2 separate regions of the Mus musculus genome follow, and region 1 is linked to region 2. The links are chromatin loops, found by intact Hi-C in ENCODE. Cell type or tissue: left cerebral cortex. All regions are shown on one strand. Each heading gives the region's core, and the rest is flanking DNA. Links, peaks and the distances in the headings are about the cores only. Region 1 overlaps Chst11 (carbohydrate sulfotransferase 11). Region 2 overlaps Chst11 (carbohydrate sulfotransferase 11).

The links. Hi-C counts contacts between places; a loop is a spot of excess contacts. Peaks named below come from ENCODE experiments on the same cell type or tissue, not always from the same donor. Only the 100,000 strongest peaks of a DNase experiment are listed, where the experiment ranks them.
Region 1: it touches region 2 in a loop (2.3-fold over the local background); 2 of 42 quality-filtered maps call a loop at or near these places.

What each region holds. Positions count from the first base shown.
Region 1 is chr10:82,997,953-83,002,336 of GRCm38, reverse strand. The region is part of intron 1 of Chst11 (carbohydrate sulfotransferase 11); the gene reads right to left. Among named protein-coding and RNA genes, the nearest start is that of Chst11, 15 kb to the right of the region's middle. In left cerebral cortex, for the core only: no CTCF peak of the experiment used is centred there; DNase peaks (open chromatin) are centred at 2,211 and 2,368.
Region 2 is chr10:83,058,644-83,063,027 of GRCm38, reverse strand. All of the region lies in intron 1 of Chst11 (carbohydrate sulfotransferase 11), which reads right to left. Among named protein-coding and RNA genes, the nearest start is that of Chst11, 75 kb to the right of the region's middle. In left cerebral cortex, for the core only: no CTCF peak of the experiment used is centred there; DNase peaks (open chromatin) are centred at 499, 2,032 and 2,534.

The DNA.
Region 1 (4,384 bases), core at 70-4,069, 61 kb after region 2:
TTTGCTGTGATTATGACTGGGTCGCATAGAGACGGGTGTGTATGCTGAGAAGTGCTAACAAAGTGAGACCTGCTTCGGGAAGAAGGCAGGGAGAGTCTACCTATCTCGAATCTACCTACATTGATTGTAGGAAACAGTGCTTTTAGCTAAACCTGCATTCTTATGAAAAAGAAAAACTGGTTTTTTTTTTTCTTTAGAACTCCAGAACATAAAAACAAAACAAAACAAAACAAAACAAAACAAGGAGCTGCTGTGGTGAGAGACTGCAGGAGCCTCTCTTCCTCCCCCTCTGGCCTTCAGCTATGAGCTCCAAAATGCTTTGTTGTGTCTATCAGTTAATACCAGTGCGGGATCGCTCATAAGAAGGCAGCAGTTGGGCCAGAACCCAGGTTCCCTGAATACCCTACCCTACTGCCCTTTCTGCCTAACTGCCCTGCCTTCCTGCCAGGTTTTATAGATGAGGCAACACTCTGTGTATTGGGCACAACTCCTCATTCACTCCTTGACCTTCCAATGAATGGCAACACCCTTCACGTCTTGTGCAGGAAGGCCCTTCCGATGGGCCCATATTTATTTTTAAAAATTCAATGTGGTTTCTATAGTCACAGGAAACAAAATTTCCTCCAAAGTATGACAGGGGAGAGCCTACTTGCCCTCTGAGTGAAGTGGACAGAGAGGATCCCGCTAAAAGCTTGCTTGCTGCCCCTTGCTGACTCTTCTTGCAATGCTGAGGATCAAACCCAAAGCCCTGTGCATGCTGGGAAAGCATCCTAGCCCAAAGCTCCATCCCTGGCCCCTCAGCTAGGATTTTAAGCCCACAAGCTGTCTTTAGGAGGGTGCCTCACACTCATTGAACAAAAGCTGTTTTGTTCCAAGTGACTACAAGATTACCTGCTCGGTTTCTGGTTTCAAATCTGCACTTCCGATTGCAAACAACAAAATTACACTTAGAGCTCTTCACCAGATAGAATCTCAGCTCTTAAAGAACTTCGAAATCTATTTCTTACATCTTTAAAATAACCTCCGGTCCCATACTTCCAAATGTAAGTATTCCCTTAATGAAACCTTCCAGATTTCAAAGCCCCAAGTTCAAGTATAAACTCAAAGCCCTGTTTCTGTCTGTCCACAAACAAGTCCCCTTCTAAACCTGGTGCCCACCAGTGATGATGTTGTATTACTTTAAAAAAAAAATATATATATATATATATATTTAGTATACATGAGTACACCGCTGCTGTCTTCAGACACACCAGAGGAGGGCATCAGAACCCACTACAGATGGTTGTGAGCCACCATGTGGTTGCTGGGAATTGTACGCAGGACCTCTGGAAGAGCAGCCAGTGCTCTTAACTGCTGAGCCATCCCTCCAGCCCATGTTGTATTACTTTTTAAAAAGTAAGTCTCTGGGGATCCAGGGAGATGACTCAGTTGGTTAAGAATTTAACAAGCAAACCTGAAGACCTCAGTTTGATCCCTAGAGCCCCCCCCACACACACACACACACAAGTTGGGTGTGGTGTGCTTATAATCTCAGCACTGGGGAGGCAGAGACAGGTGGACCCCCAGGGGTCACTACCTAACCTACTCAATGAGCTCCATTAGTTAGAGACCCTCTTTTTAAAATACAGTGGGTGGTACCTGAGGAACAACCACTGCTAACCACGGGTCTCCATGTGAGTGTGCACACATACCAGCACATACAAGAACACACACACACATATCAGAAAAGAATCCTTAGGGATGCTTCCTTCTGTGGTGGTGAGGTGGCTATGTCAAAGAGGAAGCTGAGAAGGAAGACACAGAGGGCAGTACTCTACAGCGGGGGTAGGAAGACCAGACCCTCCGTGCATGGGCACCTCAAATGAGGGAGGAGGCCTTTGCCCCAATTCTGTACCATGCCTACCCGGGCAGCCCATAGCTGCAACCTGAGCCTAGATATACTGAGAGCTGGGCACAGTGCACAGTTCTCTAGGGATGAGGCACACTCCCCCTCCCTCCTGCCACTCCTCCAGAGGCCCTCTGAGAGTGAACCTGGGGCACCATTAGCAACTGAGAGAGTGAAACTTAACCTCCCAGGCCTATAATTTTTGCAAACAGTGAGTTTTGAATCCAGCCAAAGAGAGCTTTTAAGCTACTTCTTACTTTGAACGTTCGTGAATAACCTTCCCTCCCACCAAATGATAACAGAAACGATTCCAAAAATGGCCCCAAGATCACTTTGAGAAAGTAGGCCTTTAAATTCTGGCTTTGTGCTAAAACAAGAGAGTTTAAATTAAGCTTAAATTTCATCTTCTGGAAAACAAAACCCTAAACCTTCTATAGCTTCCTAGTCTCAAGAACAGAATTTAAACTTGAGAACAAGAGATAATGAGGTGACAGCCAGCACTCCTGTCCATACTCCAGCCTCCGAGGCCCAGTGACGCAACTGCTTCTCTCTCAGTCTCTGAGCCTGGAAATTCTTCCCTTGTTGATTGATGCTACAATCAAAATCAACCACACTATTCTCTCGCTCTCTCCGTTGGTTCTCCATAACCCCATCGTGTCTGGCCCCCTAAACCAGTCCATCGTGCATATTTCTGTCCATCTCGGTACAACACATCTTCCTGGGGCCAGGCTTTGTGCTGGGGCATCATAAAGGAAACATAAGTCTCTCCAAGGGTGCCCTGTCTTGCTGCCTCTTCTAGAGATGGGTTGGAACGGTGCAGTTTGCTAGGATCCCTGAACAAGGCAAGCCCCGGGAGTTCACCAATGAACTACCTAGAAGCTTGCACTAAGTAGAGTTAGTTCACCAATGAACTAACTAGGTACCTTTCAGGCTCAAGTGGCTTAGGCACACACATATAGTTCTCCAGCCAGCTTCTCTTACTCAATACCTCCCCAAGGATGGAGCTCAAACCCAAGAGAGAACATCAATTCACAAAAGGGGTGGGGGGAACACCAGGAACATTTCCCCCATCTTTTCAGCTACTCTAACAGGGTCCAGCAGCCACTACTCACAGAGGTGACTGAGCACTGGAAAGGGGCTACACTGAACAGACAGACAAGTGCCAAGGACACACTGGAATTCTGAAGACAGTGATAACAAATAGAAAAGATTATAACTCCTTTTTCTTTTTGTGCGACAGGATCTCACGTAGCCCAAGCTGACCTAGAATTCATTATGTAGTCAAATGGCTTAGTTACTTGTCGTTGTCATAAAGCATTTAAAGCTATATAAAGCATTTAATTTGGGGGCTTATGATTCCCGGGGTTTTGAGGCTACGACCATCATGGTAGGGAGAATGGCATGATGTAGGCAGTGGTTCTAATGCTAAGGTCCTGTTCTCCAATTGGTTCTTGATTGATCAATAAAGATGCCAGGGGTCAATTACTGGGCAGAAGGAAAAAGACGGGACTTCTGGTCCCCACAGGCAGGCTAAGAGACACAGGAGCAGGAGAGAGATTTTCACCATGCTTTGGAGGGAAAAAGTGACCAGCCATGTGAGACCTTGGGCTGAGCAGTCATAGGTCGCTTCCCCGGGTGGGAGATTAGAAACGCAACTAAGCTGAGGACAGTTTTGGGTTGCTGAACAAGTAGAAGGTAGCTGAGCAACTAAAGTTGAGGGCAGATTTAGTGTGCTGAGCTGAGAGTATTGGGAAGGGTAAGCTAGCCTCAGGAGATTAGAAGTGTCCAGCAATTGAGTCAAAAAGGCAGGTTGAAAGATAAGCTCGTGTGTGTGCGTGCATGTGTGTGCGTGCATGCGCACACGCGTGTGAGTGTGAGTGTGCGGGTGTGTTTCATTCATGGATCCAAGGGAACCTGGACTGGGCTGGGAGCAAATTTCACCTGGAGCTTAAAGTGGGGTAGCAAAAACTACACACAAAAGCATCAGGCAGGCGGGCCTGGCGCTGGAGCTGCAGCTGAGAGCTCACCTCTAATCCACAAGCAGGAGGCAGAGAGAAAGAGCTAACTGGGAATGGTATGGGGTTTTGAAACTACAAGCCTACCTTGAGACACACCTCCTCCAACATACCACACCTCCTAGTCCCTACCAAACAGTTTCACTAAACTTAGATCATTCAAAACTGCACCTTCAGGGCCATTCCCATTCAAACCACCACTGAAGAATGACCTTGTACTTCTAATCCCCCTGTCTCCATTTCTCAAGTGCTAGAATTATTCATGAGCACCACATACCTCACTCTAGCCTAAGGTGGTCTGGAACTCACTACGCAGCCCGAGATACTAGGAGCTCATAGTGATTCTCTTGTCTTGGCCTCCAGAGTGCTGGGCTCAGAGGTGTGAGCTGCCACATACAATGTAGGCTCTGGTCTAGATGTGGGGCTCCTGCCGGAAGCGTGGCACTCGGTCTACAGGAGCCAGTCCACAGCATCTTAACATGGT
Region 2 (4,384 bases), core at 73-4,072:
GAGCAGGGGATTGGCCTCGGTTGGTGGGGTGTCTGACTAGAGGCAGCGTGCGGGATGTTCTGGATCAGTCCCTGAGGACTCATAATTCAGTCATTGGCAGCATATGCCTATAATCCCAGCATTTGTGAGGTAGAAAGCAGAGACTTCATGGTCATCCTCAGCTACAGATAACCGAGGCTGAGACCCTGGCTTGGGCTCCATCTCCCCCAAGCCCCTTCTTTCTGGGAGGTCTTTCCTGTCCTTGCAAGGTCCTCTTGTAACCTCCCCCCTTCCAGCCCCACTGAGATCCCAGTAGGTGAGGCTGCCTCTGTCAGGGGCTCCAGTTTCTCACTGTGGCACAGCTTCATCCCCGTAGCCCCAACATTCTCCCTCAGCTCATCGGGAACCCTGATGTTACCCAGCCAACAGCTGGGGAGTAGACTCCCCCGGAGGCTTTCTCTCTGGGACTGCCAGCGCTCCACCTGTAGCTCTGAAGGACAGGCTTGCTGCCAGCACCATCTGCCTGAGGGACAAGCTGTTCAACGGAGTGAGAGTTGGCTCTGGGGAAGACGGACTTTGAATGCTCTCTGTCACAGCCTGAGATTCAAACCCAGCCTCTCTGGCACAGCCACAGGGAACTCCGGGTGGCTGAGTAACTCCTCCGTGGGCTCTCAGGATAGGGGCAGTTAGGCCAAGATTCAAACCAGCTGTCACTCTGAGGCCTACGTTGGCTTCCATTGAGTCAAAATTACAGTTCAGAAATCAGATTTTCTTTTTCATCCTCTCATTCTATCCCATACAACATCTACTGGCTTCTTTTTCTTCTTTATTACATGCAGTTATCATGTGCATGTATGTACATGTTTGCATGTATTGAGTATGGGTATGCACACACACCACAGCACACATGTGGAGATCAGGGCAGCTTTGGGAAGTCAGTAAGTTGCCTCCTACCATGTGGGTCCCAGGAAGCGAATTCAGGTTGTCAGGTGTAGCAGCAAGCACCTAGACCCAGTGCGCCATCTTGCCAGCCAGAAACTGGATATTTTATCAGTCTACTTATCCCAGCCCAGCAAGCTCGAGCTGCCACAAGCTCCCTTTCCTTCTGGTTCTGTATGGAACAAAGCCAGTGCAGTTGACAGACTGAGAATCTGAATTCCTTTTTCTGTTACTGTAACAAAACACCCAAAGAAAGGTGATTTGTGGGCTGGAGAGATGGCTCAGTGGTTAAGAGCACTGACTGTTCTCCCAGAGGTCCTGAGTTCAATTCCCAGCAACCACATGGTGGCTCACAACCATCTGTAATGGGATCAGATGCCCTCTTCTGGTGCATCTGAAGACAGGGACAGTGTGCTCACATACTTGAAGTAAGTAAATAAATCTTAAGAAAGAAAGAAGAAAAGAAAGGAAAAGTGATTTGTTTGTTTTATAGTCTTGGAAGATAAAAGTCCAAGACTAGGCGACTCCATCCCTTTGGCCTCTCATGAGGCCTCTGGTGGCAGAGGGCACCACACTGGCAGGAATAAATGCAGAAGCTTGCATGCTTTCACTTCGACACATGATGTCTTCAGAGTACCACGCAGGAAGGTCTTTGCTGTCCCCACATGTGAGCTGTGCACTCTTGGACTTCTCCACCTCCAGAACCAAGAGCCGCATAAACCTCTTCTTTATAAGTTACCCAGTCTCTGGGCTTTCGTTATAGCAACAGCGACAAAATAAGTAAATAAACAGCCAGACACTGAGAACAGTTTAAGAAAAATGAACTCAAACAGGGATATGGGAAGTTACTTACTTTAAATTTGGAAGGAAAAGTCTTTCTAGGGCACTGACGTCTCTGAGATGTTAACCAAAAGAAGAAAGCTGAGCACAAGGCCAGAAGAGGAACACGTGGGGAAATGGGAAGGCAGGACCTGAGGCAAGAACACGCCCCTATTTTCATCTTGTCACACCAAAGTGGCATGGAGTCTCAGATCCTGTGACTTGGATGGGGTTGCTGGAGCCAGCAGCAGCATCTGTGCAAGCAACTTAGAAACTCTGAGGTTCAGCCAACTCCAGATCCACCCACCCAGGAGCCGCCCCTTAGCAGACAGCCTGATAAGCATCCTGTAAGAAAATTAGACATGCTCTGGCCCCCACCCACAACATGCTTGTGGAGTGAATGAATGAATGAATGAATAAACGAAGGAACAAACGTTTTGCATAGCATGTTTCCCATTCTAACCCCTTTCAACAACTCGACTTCCAAGGTCCCCTGTGCCAGACAAGGAAGGGTATCAATTTGAAATGCATAAAGCAGCTGACTGACAGCTGTCAGGAGGGGAGAAAAAGGTGGGCCTCCTCCAGGATCAGATGGCCCCTCAGCTGCTCAGCACCCAAGAGCTCGCAGCCTGAGCAGTTCCATCCCTCACAGCTTCCCCACAGCCTCCCATGAAGCTTCAGATTCCATTACTAGTCCCTAAATGGCTATCAACCCCACACAGCTTGGTTAAAAATACTTTTCACACTTGTTAGGCCTCTCCACCGTCAGATCTCTTCGAGGAATCTGACAGCTGTGATTAGCAGAATATGTAAATCCTGCCTCCTCAGAGCCTGTCTGCATGGAGCCACACAGCACAGGCCAGGGAGGAGGAGGAGGGTGAGAAGTTCGTTGCTCCTGCAAGACACAGAATTGATAGAATCTGGGCATCCCGGCTACAAGAGCAGCAGAGACTTCTAGCTCCTGAAGCTGCACTCCTCGTTCTGCACGCTTCTGAAGTCAGGCAAGCACAGGATGCACGGGCGGGAACAGCCTGCCTCTCAGCACCTCACCCTTACAATCACACCACTCCACTAGAAGACCTTGACCTTGGCGTGGGGTCTAAGAGCCTTCATCCTGATCGTGCACTTCCTCTGGGAAATCCTATTTGTAAAACAGGGAAGTCCATGCCCAGCCTGGGAAGACAGACTTCAGAAGAGCAACTCACACTGCGGAGCTGGAGTAGGCAGCCTTTGAAATAAGACCAGAGCCTGGAAGCTGCTAAGAAATAGGGTAGAGATTGTCTCAACAGGGTTCCATGGACACTCTCTTTCTTTCTCTTCTCCAGACTGTCAGAAAGAAGAAATTGGAGAAGCAAGGCCTGGTAAAGACTTACGGGGAGCTAAACTGCAGTCAGACAGCTACCATAAAAGATGCCAGCCTCCCTAATGGGGAACTATGAGGGCAAGGTGTGAAGTGTGTGCACACCACACACACACACACACACACACACACACACACACCACACCACACCACAAATACACACACACCACACACACATATACTCACATACAGTCACACACACCACACCACAAATACACACACAACACATACACATATACACCCACATACAGGCAAACACACCAAATCACAAATACACACACACCACACCACACCACACCACACCACACCACACCACACACACACAATGGTCCAAAGATTCCAGCCTCACAATGATAAATACCTTCTCAATGCTTTATGAACAGTATTCCATTCCAGCTATGACTGCTCGACACCAAGGGTGACAGACAACGACCTGAGGTCCAGTTTTACCCTGTTGTTATGCAAACAGGACTCCTAGACAACAACCTTCCATGTTTGCTTCCAGCTTCACCGCTCCCACCTCCAACCAGAGAAAGCACAGAGCTGTCCATCATGAACACCAGCTCTAGCGGAGCATCCCCCTCCCCTTCAGTTTTCTCTCTTCAGCATCTTCGTCCTTCATTGTGTTTGTGAGGGTGCGGAACCCATCGATCACTTCTTTGGTTTTTTTCAGGAAATGAAAATCAAGTAGAAATTTTGCAAAGCTCTGGATGATGCTGAGGCTTCCAAGCATCCTTCAGGACAGCCCCTCCCCTGAGATGCAAGCCCCAATTTCCATGTCGAGAAAGCCATGGAGACAGGCTGGGCTATGAGCAGTCCTAGAAGCACATGCAGAGGGATGGAAGACCTTTAGAGAGAGGTTACACATCCTCTCAAGGCTCTCACTCTGGCTACGACCAGTCCCCCCCACTCCCACCTCACCCCTGGGCACCCAGGTGAAATGGCACGGCCCAGGTCACACTTGGGCACCTGTGTTTGCATTTCTGAATGCTTGCTGCAATCCTATTCTGCCAAGCTGCACATAGTCCCTTCTTCCCGCCCCCTTTATCACTGCAGCTGGTACCTCCTGTTTGCATTAGGAAACAGACCATTCTCAAGGGCCGGCTCTGTTTACCATGTCTTCAGTGGTACCCACAGACATGGAATAAAGCAGGTAGAGATTTCATCGTGTTGGTAACAGTGGGATTTGCTAGTTGGTTGGAAAGGCGGAAAAAGAACCTATTCTATTTGAACAGTTGTGTCCTTTTAGACTCCCGGTCACTCATTTGAACAGCCCTTTTCTTGGCT